2 separate regions of the Homo sapiens genome follow, and region 2 is linked to region 1. Evidence: chromatin contacts called from ENCODE Hi-C or POLR2A ChIA-PET data. All regions are on one chromosome and are shown on one strand. Each heading gives the region's core, a stretch centred on a gene start or an enhancer-like site at or near the end of the contact. The rest is flanking DNA. Distances are from core to core; before and after follow the strand shown.

Region 1 (4,927 bases), core at 1,912-4,411:
ACAGGAGTGAGCCTGGCCCCCAATTCTCTTAAGATATGGATTTCTTCCTCTTACTAACAATACACTTTGTTCAGTGTGCACATTGTGCCTTTGCCAGTTATCTTTTTCAGCTCTGACAACCATTAAAAGCAAGCCTGAATATAAATGAAACTTTCGAAAAAAAAAAAGAAATTGAACTTTTGAATTGATGTATGAAAAGTCTGGTATTTGAGATATTTGAATTGATGTATCTCAAAGAATAATTCCAAGGTTTTTTAAAAAGGTGCAAATTCTACCACATTGCTCTCACTACAAATATGATTATGGATAATATTTTAATGAGAGCAGACATTTTTATGTAATTAATAACTAAAGGTGAATATGTTAAGAACTTTTTAGTTTTTATAGCATATTTTAAAAAGCATTTGTTTCATAGTGAATATATTAGTAAGTACATACATGTATTATATAGAAAGAAATACCTCCTCCGCTGTCTGGCTGTGTGACCTTGGGCTAGTCTAGCAGGGTCCAGAGGACTCAGTGAGAATGACAGAATCTGTACCTCGTGGGCTGGGCAGGGGTTCCAGGGGCGCTGGAAAGCGGGGTACTGTGGAGCCCTGCGGGACGCTGTGCCCCACGGGGTCTGTCTGGGTGTGGAGGCAGCTGTCCAGCCAGCGGAGGTGGACCCGGCCCGGAGCTCAGACAAGCATGTCGGTTCCCTGAGAATCCCTTGGCTAAAGGCTGCCCTTCCCAAGCCCGCCCTCTCCCTGCAACCCAGTTAAGCCATATCCAGGGGTCCTGGTGCCTTGCGACCCCACAGGGCCTCAGGAGTCTGGCGGTTTCCCACACCTTTGCACTCATGCACCTCATGGGTGGGCGACAGGTAGATCAGACCCTCCTAGGGCTCCAGCGCTCCTGGCCCTGCGGGGTCAGAAATAGGGCCTGTGTCTGCACCCTCCTCCCTCCTGGACCTTGCAGACAGCAGCGAGCCCCAGGCGCAGTTCTGCCCTTCTACCCGGGTCACGGGGATGCTGCCTGCAGCCCTGCCTCCTGGAGGGGCCCACTTACCACAGACAGAGGCAGGAAGGACATGTTTTCCCCTTTTTGGTTCCAGGGGTGATGTCAGGTCGAGAGGCGGCTGGTCTTGGCAGTGGGATGTATGACCTGCCGGCCTCTACTTGCACCCTTTACTGGACCCCACAACTGTTAGCCCTGGGCCCCCCTCACCCCTCCCCTGCAGCAGCCACAGCCTCCTGATTCTCTGACCCATTCTTCAAGACACAACCAGAAAGCCAATGTGATCAGATGAGACCTTCCCTTAAAGCCCTTCACAGACCACCTTATCACCCAAGTAAAGGCCCCCTGCCCCATCCAAAAAAAATATGTATATGTCTGTGTGTGTGAATATATGTATGTGTATATATGTCTGTATATGTATATGTATGTATATGTATGCATACATATACATACACATGTATGTGTATGTGTACGTATATGTATATGTATGTATACATGTACATACATATATACACACACATATATGAATAATGTGCTCTATACTTTTTACTGATTGAAATATCCAATCAAAGAAGGGTGACAACGTAGATTGGGTGGTTGTTGAGCAGTCTTTTGGTGGTGATAGTCTCCTTGGAATCTGTTTCAGAAACCAGGCACAGTTATAGGAGAAGCTTTTTGGAATATATTAAGATCAAACACTTAGTAATGATTTTTAAAAGATCAAGCATCGTTTATTGAGACCAACAAATAACTTTCACCTTTTTACTACTGTGGAACATAAAAATATTAACGGAGGATTTTTTTTCTATTTTAAATGTCCCTCACTGCTGAACTGCTCATAGATATTATGTTTTTAAGGGAGTAGTGGAATTAATCATTAAATGCAAATTTACTACTTATATTTCCCAGAAAGTATATCATGGGAATTACAAATAATCTCCATTTTCTAAAATTATCCTCAAATTTATAATGCTATCAGGATGTAAGGTGAGTTAAAGTACAATTGCATTTTTTTAAAGTTTTAAAAACTAAAACTGAATGTAGATAATTCCAAAATATTTTGAGAAGGCCTCCTCAGTGTTCCATGATTTTGACATGTGTGGTTATGTGGAGGCTCAGTGAACCCGCAGGGTAACACACTTCTATTTTTGGATGGAGGCATGCAGGGAGAAAGGATGAAAAGGACAACGCAGCTTTGATAGGAAGCCTGCTTTTGGGGAAGGGATGGTCCACTCAGGCTTCCTGGAGGGTGGGAGTTCTTCCTGCCCAACATTGCCCCTCGTTTTCCCAGAGGAGCTTAAAACCCCAGTGAAAAAGCCACAGTTCCTGGAAAGTGTTATGGATCTGATAGCATTACATTTTATAAGCTATTAATACCCAAATTCACCATGTCCAAAAATGAGTTCCTTAATGACTAAGCCCCCTATCCATCACTAAACCAGCTTTGTCTCTCTATCAAAGTAAATGGCCCTGATATGGCTCCAATGACTGGAGGAACATCAGGTCCTTGGTCTCATGCTGATTTAGATAAAATGACATGGACACATGCGGAGTGGTTTAAGGAGCGGATAATTTAATAGGCAAGAAAGAAGAAAGAAGAAAGAAAGAAGAGAACAGCTCCCCTGTACAGAGACAGAGGGAGGGCAGAAAAGTGGTCGGTTATATGGGAGGCTGGAGGAGGCAGTATCTGATTTGCATAGAGCTGTAGGGTCCAGCCCTACTGGGTCTGTGGGTTTTTCTCCTGGTGTGCGGAGATGAGAGGTCGTAGAAATAAAGACACAAGACAAAGAGATAGAAGAAAAGACAGCTGGGCCCGGGGGACCACTACCACCTAGATGTGGAGACTGGCAGTGGCCCCGAATGCCTGGTCGCGCTGTTATTTATTGTGTACAAGGCAAAGGGGCAGGGTAAGGAGTGTGAGTCATCTCCAGTGATTAATAAGGTCATGTGAGTCACGTGTCCACCGGACAGGGGGCCTTTCCCTTTTAGGTAGCCGAGCTGGAGAGAGGACAGCTTACGTCATTATTTCTTCTATGCTCTTCTCAGAAAGATCAAAGACTTTAATACTTTCACTAATTCTGCTATTGCTATCTAGAAGGCGGAGCCAGGTGTACAGAGCAGAACATGAAAGTGAAACAGGAGCGTGACCTCTGAAGCACAGCATCACAGCGAGACGTTTAGGTCTCCGGATGGCTGCGGGCGGGCCTGACTGATGTCAGGCCTTCCACAAGAGGTGGTGGAGCAGAGTCTTCTCTAACTCCACCGGGGAAAGGGAGACTCCCTTTCCCGATCTGCTAAGTAACGGGTGCCTTCCCAGGCACTAGCGTTACCACTAGACCAAGGAGCCCTCTAGTGGCCCTGTCCGGGTGTGACAGAGGGCTCACACTAGTCTTCTGGTCACTTCTCACCATGTCCCTTCAGCTCCTATCTCTGTATGTCCTGGTTTTTCCTAGGTTATAATTGTAGAACAAAGATTATTATAATATTAGAATAAAGAGTAATGCTATAAACTAATGATTAGTAATATTCATATATAATCATATCTATATTCTATGCCTAATATAACTATTCTTATTTTAAGTATTTTCTTTATTATACTGGAATAGCTTGTGCTTTTAGTCTCTTGCCTCGTCACCTGGGTGGCTTGCCGCCCACAGAGGGCCCAGGGGATTGGTTTGACCAGGTGTGTCATTCACGAAGCCCGTGAAAAACCCGGCCCTCCCACCTTATCCTTTTAATGTGCAAATGTGGGCCGCTCTGATGTCCTGAACACATGCAGTTACCTGGAGGTGGCCATGACACTTGGCATACCTGGTGACAAGAAGAAGGCACGAATCACCATATTGGGTGGACTCAGCTTCTAATGGCCTGCGTTTGCATATCAAAGCTTGCCAGCCTGGCCCTTTAATTTGCCTTTCTGTTAGAAAAGAAATGATTTGGCCAGGTGCGGTGGCTGATGCCTGTAATCCTAGCACTTTGGGAGGCTGAGGTAGGCGGATCACTTGAGGTCAGGAGTTTGAGATCAGCCTGGCTAACATGGTGAAACCCCATCTCTACTAAAAATACAAAAAAAAAAATTAGCCAGGCTTGGTGGCGGGCACCTATAATCCTAGCTACATGGGAGGCTGAGACAGGAGAATCACTTGAACCAGGGAGGCAGAGGTTACAGTGAGCCCAGATTGCACCATTGCACTCCAGCCTGGGCGACAGAGTGAGACTGTCTCAAAAAGAAAAGAAAAGGTCTGGGGTTGCTTTTATTAAAAGAAAAAGCCTTACCGAGAATTCCTTTTACCCTTTCTATCTGCCTAAAAATTATTTCTTAGTAACTCCTGTATCATTCCCCCGCTCAAGAGAAGCAAACCTAACTGCTGTCAGGGGGTGTTGGATGGCGATTCTTTCTGGCTACTTCCTGCTGAAAAGGGGTATTGTGTGGGGAACAGCAGTTGTGCCTTCTCCTGAGGTTTATCTAAGGGTTCTTGGAAGAATGGCGTGACCATGTGTAAAAAGTAAAGTAGAGGTTCCTCTTCAAAGACTTTCCGCCCCGTCTAATAAGAAATAAATAGTAACTTCTCTTAAAAGCAAAATTTATTCAAAGACCTGTGCTAACATTCTTAAATATCTGCTAGCCATAATAAAGAAATCAATGTAATTTATGTTCTTAGCTCCCACAATTTAGCCTAAATATTTGCCCTGGCATGCTTATACTGGTCCAAGCAAGCATTAGATCATAGTCTGTTCCTCTTCCTTATTTAAAAGTGTTTTTACCTTTCCCAGCATTCCACAAGTTACTTCCTCCTTCTTTTGTTCTCCTCTACCTTTGCCTCTTTTAAAAAGTTCTAAGTTGCTAGCCAATCGGGACAAATACAGAATGTGAGGTCCCATTCCAGCTATTGGAAACTGGACACAGCAGTAGGGTGGACGCGTCAGGTTA
Region 2 (5,482 bases), core at 34-2,533, 57 kb before region 1:
GCAGCCACACCACTGCCCCATTCACCTGCTCAGGAAGACACTCCCCACAACTCACTGGGACATGAGATTGGCTCCTGGGAGCTGGGAGCCAGGACTTCAGAATTCAACAACCATTCTGGTATGAGGTTTCTTAGTCATTTGGGCAGTTTGCTTTCTTGATCCTGTTTTCTGCTTTCCTTCTCTCTGTACCCTTCCCCATCCCCCATTGAAGAAAAACACAGGAAATGAGAAAGATCAATTTACATGTGGAAGATGTGCATATTCATACTCTTCCTATAATCCTATAGACTTCCAGTTTGGGGCGCTGGAGAGGCCACAGATGAGTTAGGAATCCCTGGTCAAGAGCCTCTTGCCAAATTAGTCAGTCAATTTTCTTTTGCCCCTGGCCTTTGAGGACAGCCCTTTGGAGACCGAGGCATGAGGGCTTAGGACTCCTGATCAAAGGCCACAGACAGAGACAGTGTTTGTGTCTATAATTTAAGGAAATGTTCCCTTCAAACTCAGAGTTTTATTTCTTGCAGCAGAAGGAGGAGATGAAATTGTTAAAAGGTTGTTAGCGTTCAGTAAGAAAGAATGAGCTTTTCCAGATCTCTGTGTTTGGTAGAATAAATTGAGAGCAGTAGGGGCGTATTCGATGGGATATTAGTCAAGTTAATACATGAGAACATTACTTTTTTTAGTATGTGGTTTACAGAATCACTTGAAATGCCTAAGGAGAACACTGGGAAGAGAATTGTTCCTTTGAGACATGTAAAATGGGCCCTGTGCAAAACCAGGGTGAGCAGGGTGCAGCAGCTCTCCAAGGGGCTGGGAGTGTAGTGGGATTTTTTAAGGAATTAGAGAGACCGATGGGGTTGAGGAGGATATTTATTATTTAGGTGTACTGGCCAGTCAGAGGAGAGGCTGTGGCTTTGCTTAACATAGGACCCAGTGTGCTAGCATTTCTCTCAGGGCTGGACTGGGAGAATTGGGGTTGAATGGGGGGGTGCTGGCTTTGTGCCATTTCCTCTGTCTCCCATCAGATGCAGAAGCAAAGTGGAAAAGTCCTGTGGGTTTTTTTCTGCTCTGGTACGAGGAAACACATGCAAATGATCTTTTTATGAGAAAACCCATTGAGAACAGTTTCCCACCCACTGTCAAGGTCCACAGAGTCCAGCCTCCTGGCTGGAGAACTGACCTTTAAAACTCTTGTTTACATCTAACCACATCTTCAACTCCAGTCTGGCCTGGCATCCAAAACCAGAAAGTTCCCGTAAAAAAATGTTATTATGGCTCTGTGTACCTCACAGGAAGCCCTTAGATTGCAAACATATGTCCAAACTGCTGACTTGGAGTAAATGGATCAAATTACTCAGTGTGAGCAGGAGATTCTGATTTCTGTACCAGGCAGACTTGCTATCTGAATGTGTGCCAGGTTGAATGGAATCTCTGGCTTCAGATGGATTTGGGTTGAAAGAAGATTCTTTTGTAGATCAGCTCATATGGTGATTTCTTTCTTTTCTTCTTTCTGCAAATGTAATATCAATGAACATTTATCTTGACCCCATGTGGGGCTGTTGGCTTCTTCCCTCTTGTTCACCCGCAGGGCCGTTTTTGTCTTTGTTTCTAAGTCCATGCCACACAGCTCTGGGCTTCATGGCTCCACAGACTAGTGGATTGTGGTGTGGAGTTTTCTTTCAGTTAAACTTATAATTTTGAAACAATTGTAGACTCACATGCAGTTGTAAGAAATAATACAGAGAGATTTCACATACCCTTTACCCAGTTTCCCTCAATGGTAATGTCTTATAAAACTATAGTACAGTACCACAACCAGTATATGGACATTGACGCATTCAAGATAGAGAATATTTCCATCACTCTTGCCCTTTTATAGCCACACCCACTTCCCTTCTTCCTACAAGCCCCCTTCTTTACCCTTGGCAACCACAAATCTGTTTTCCATTTTTATAATTTTGTCATTTCGAGAAAGCCATATAAATGGAATCATGCAGTATGTAACCTTTTGTGATTAACTTTATTTGTTTCACTCAGCATAATTCTCTGGAGATTCAAGAAGTTGTTGCATATATCAACAGTATTTCAGTGTATGGCTGTACCATAGATTGTTTAACCATTCACTCATTGAAGGACATCAGGTCTGTCTCCAGTTTTTGGCTTTTATGCATATAGGTGCTATGAACAATTGTGTGCAGGCTTTTTTGGTTTGTTTGTCTGTTTGCTTGAGACAGGGTTTTGCTCTGTCACCTAAGCTTAAGTGCAGTGGCAACATCATGGTTCACTGCAGCCTCGACCTCCTGGGCTCAAGTGATCCTCCCACCTCAGCCTCCTGAGTAGCCGGGACTACTGGCATGCACCACAACAGTTGGTTAATTTAAGAAAAAATTTTTTTTGGTAGAGATGGGGATCTCACTATGTTGTCCAGGCTGGCCTTGAATCCTGAGCTCAAACAATCCTCCCACCTCAGTCTCCCAAAGTGCTGGAATTACAGGTGTGAGCCACCATGCCTGGGCCCATGTACAGGTTTTTGTGTAAACATAAGTTTTCATTTCTCTGGGATAAGTGTCCAGGAGTACAATTGATGGGTCATATGGTAGCTGCACATTTAATTTTTAGACAGTGGCTATACCATTTCAATTTTCATTAGCAATGCATGAGAGATCCAGTTTCTCTGTGTCCTCAGCTGCATTCATTGGCACTACCTTTCATTTTAGTCACTCTGATAAGTGTGTACGACATCTTAATGGTTTAAATTTACATTCCCCTAATCGCTAGTGATGTTGAATGTCTTTTTGTGTTCTTATTTGCCATCTGTATAGCCTTTTTGGTGAAACATTTGTTCATATCTTTTGTCTATTTTCTAATTTTTTTAACTGTTGAGTTTTAAGAATTCTTATATATTACAAATACTCATTCTTTGTCAGATATGTGGTTTACAAGTAACTTCTTCCGTTTGTGGGTTGTTTTTCATCCTCTTGACAGGTTTTTTCATGGAGCAAAAGTTCTAAATTTTGATGAAGTCCAATTTATCAATTTTTTTTTTTTTTTTTTACTGAGTCTTGCTCTGTCGTCCAGGCTGAAGTGCAGTGGTGCGATCTCAGCTCACTGCAAGTTCTGTCTCCCAGGTTCACACCATTCTCCTGCCTCAGCCTCCCGAGTAGCTGGGACTACAGGTGCCTGCCACCACGCCCAGTTAATTTTTTGTATTTTTAGTAGAGACGGGGTTTCACCATGTTAGCCAGGATGGTCTCGATCTCCTGACCTCGTGATCCGCCCTCCTCAGCCTCCCAAAGTGCTGGGATTACAGGCTTGAGCCACTGCGGCCGGCCAAATTTTTTCTTTTATGGATCATACTTTTGATGTCAAGTCTAACAACTCTTTGCCTAACCTTATATGATGAAGATTTTCTCCTGTGTTTTTTTCTAGAAGTTTTATAGTTGTACATAAGTCCATGATACATTTTGAGTTAATTTTTCTGTACCAAATAGTAGATAGGGCAAGGTATTTTTTGCCCTGTAAATGTCCAATTCCTCTAGTACCATTTGTTAAAAAGGTTCTCTTTTCTCCATCGAATTACTTCTGCACCTTTTCTAAAAATCACTCATGCGTATTTGTGCAAGTCTATTTCTGGGTTCTTTATTCTGTTCCAATGAGCTATGTGTCTATCCTTCCATCAATACTATCCAGTCTTGGTCACTGTAACTATATATTTCAAAATAATAAGTCTTGAAATTGAGCAGACTAATTCCACTCACTTTATTCCTCTATTTCAAATTTGTTTTAGCTATTCTAGTTCCTTTGCCTTGCCATGTAAATTTTAAAATATACTATATATATTATATATATATATATATAAACCTTGCTCAGATTTTGATAGAGATTGTGTTAAACCTGTATATACATTTGAGGAACAATGAACATCTTTCCTCTGTTGAGTCTTTTAAACCACAAACACAGTGGATCTCTAAATTATTTAGATCTTTGATTCTTCCAATAGTGTTTTGTAGCTGTTAGCATGCAAGTCAGCTATGGGCTGAATGTTTGTGTCCCCTCAAAATTCATATGTGTTGGTATCCCCAATGTGGTGGCATTAAGAACTGATTAGGTGATGAGGGCAGCACCTTAATTAATGGTATTAGGGCTATCATCATATGATTTTTTTTCCCTTTCACCTTCTTTAGGCCAAACAATATACTATTCAGAATGCATCAGGCTGCAAATAATGGATTAAATCAGATTAAAATTTGATTATATTAAAAGAAATGATTTTTTTTTTGCCCTGCAAGACACCTGGAGGTAAGTAGTTAAAGGCTGGCTAATTCAGCATCTCAGGAATGTCAGGGCTGTGGGTGTTCTCTGTGTCTCTGGGCTTTCCCCTCATGGTTGCAAGGCAGCCGCGGAGGCCCCAAGTTCCCCTAGTGGGGGATGTGCTTTTATTTTAATCACAAGAAAAGGTTTTCTCAGAATCCCAACAGGCTTTTATGTCTTGTTGGCCAAAATAGGCCCATGTCCAAGCCTAAAGCAATCCGGCCAGGGGAATGGAATCCCGTGGAGAGTTTAATCCAGGATTTCACATTAGGGGTGCTGCTGGTGTTTTAGATGACAATTTACTGTTGTGCAGGATTCTCCTGCTCACTGCAGGAGAACCCGTGATTCTCACCTATTTAGCGCCAGTGGAGTTTTCTAGTCACTGTGACAACTTCTTTCAAACTTCCCTTGGGGGCAATACCACTTCCCATCGACAGCCATTGGTTTAAACAAATTTTGATTCATTCCAATGTCAGCCGGTGGAATGACCAAGCTGTGACTGGTTCAGTTGAACACTATATATCAAGTTCCCAATTATCTGCTTTTATTTTTCATCTCTCAGCAATAGCTAATATTTATTTTGTGTTTATTATGAGTTACAGTACGCTAATGATTTGCATCCTTTATAATTTTAATCTTTATAACAACTTTATGAGATAGGTACTGTCATTGTCCCCATTTTACAGATTAGGAAATTGAGGCCTAGGAAGATTAAGGATGTCGCCCATACACTGATTCCAGAGTCAGCATGATTAGCTGCTACACCGCACCATTTCCCCAGTAAAATAAGCCTTTGTTGTCTTTTATCATTATTATTATTATTATTAAGATGGAGTCTCACTCTGTCTCCAGGGCTGGAGTGCAGTGGTGCAATCTTGGCCCCTGCAACCTCCGCCTATTGGGTTCAAGAGATTCTCCTACCTCAGCCTCCTGAGTAGCTGGGACTAGAGGTGCCCACCACCACGCCTGGCTAATTTTTGTATTTTTTTTAGTAGACGGAGTTTTGCCATGTTGGCCAGGCTGGCCCTGAAATCCTGGGATTCAAGCAATTTGCCTGCCTCAGCCTCCCAAAGTGCTGGGGACAACGCCCAGCCCGTTGTCTTTTACTGTCATTTATTCTGGATGGTAGTAAGACATTCTCCAAAAGCCGGGTAATTTCTCCTAGACTGTACCC

What was found. Hi-C counts contacts between places; a loop is a spot of excess contacts on that map. ChIA-PET counts read pairs that join two places held with the same protein, here RNA polymerase II (POLR2A). Pooled maps may share reads with other maps.
Region 2: a map with no recorded cell type shows a loop between it and region 1 (2.0-fold over the local background). The contact joins two enhancer-like sites. A Hi-C loop is called at or near these places in 1 of 37 single-sample maps with no recorded cell type and 2 of 50 pooled maps. POLR2A ChIA-PET finds 5 or more read pairs at or near these places in 2 of 52 experiments (A673 and OCI-LY7).

Annotation. Positions count from the first base shown.
Region 1 is chr12:30,849,690-30,854,616 of GRCh38, reverse strand. No RefSeq gene overlaps it. Among named protein-coding and RNA genes, the nearest start is that of LINC00941, 56 kb to the right of the region's middle. RefSeq lists an enhancer at 2,936-3,285. Within about 2 kb of position 3,161, at least 24 of the 41 ENCODE cell types and tissues checked have a DNase peak (open chromatin) inside an H3K27ac peak, as active enhancers do.
Region 2 is chr12:30,904,697-30,910,178 of GRCh38, reverse strand. No RefSeq gene overlaps it. Among named protein-coding and RNA genes, the nearest start is that of TSPAN11, 19 kb to the left of the region's middle. RefSeq lists an enhancer at 1-500. Within about 2 kb of position 1,283, at least 3 of the 41 ENCODE cell types and tissues checked have a DNase peak (open chromatin) inside an H3K27ac peak, as active enhancers do.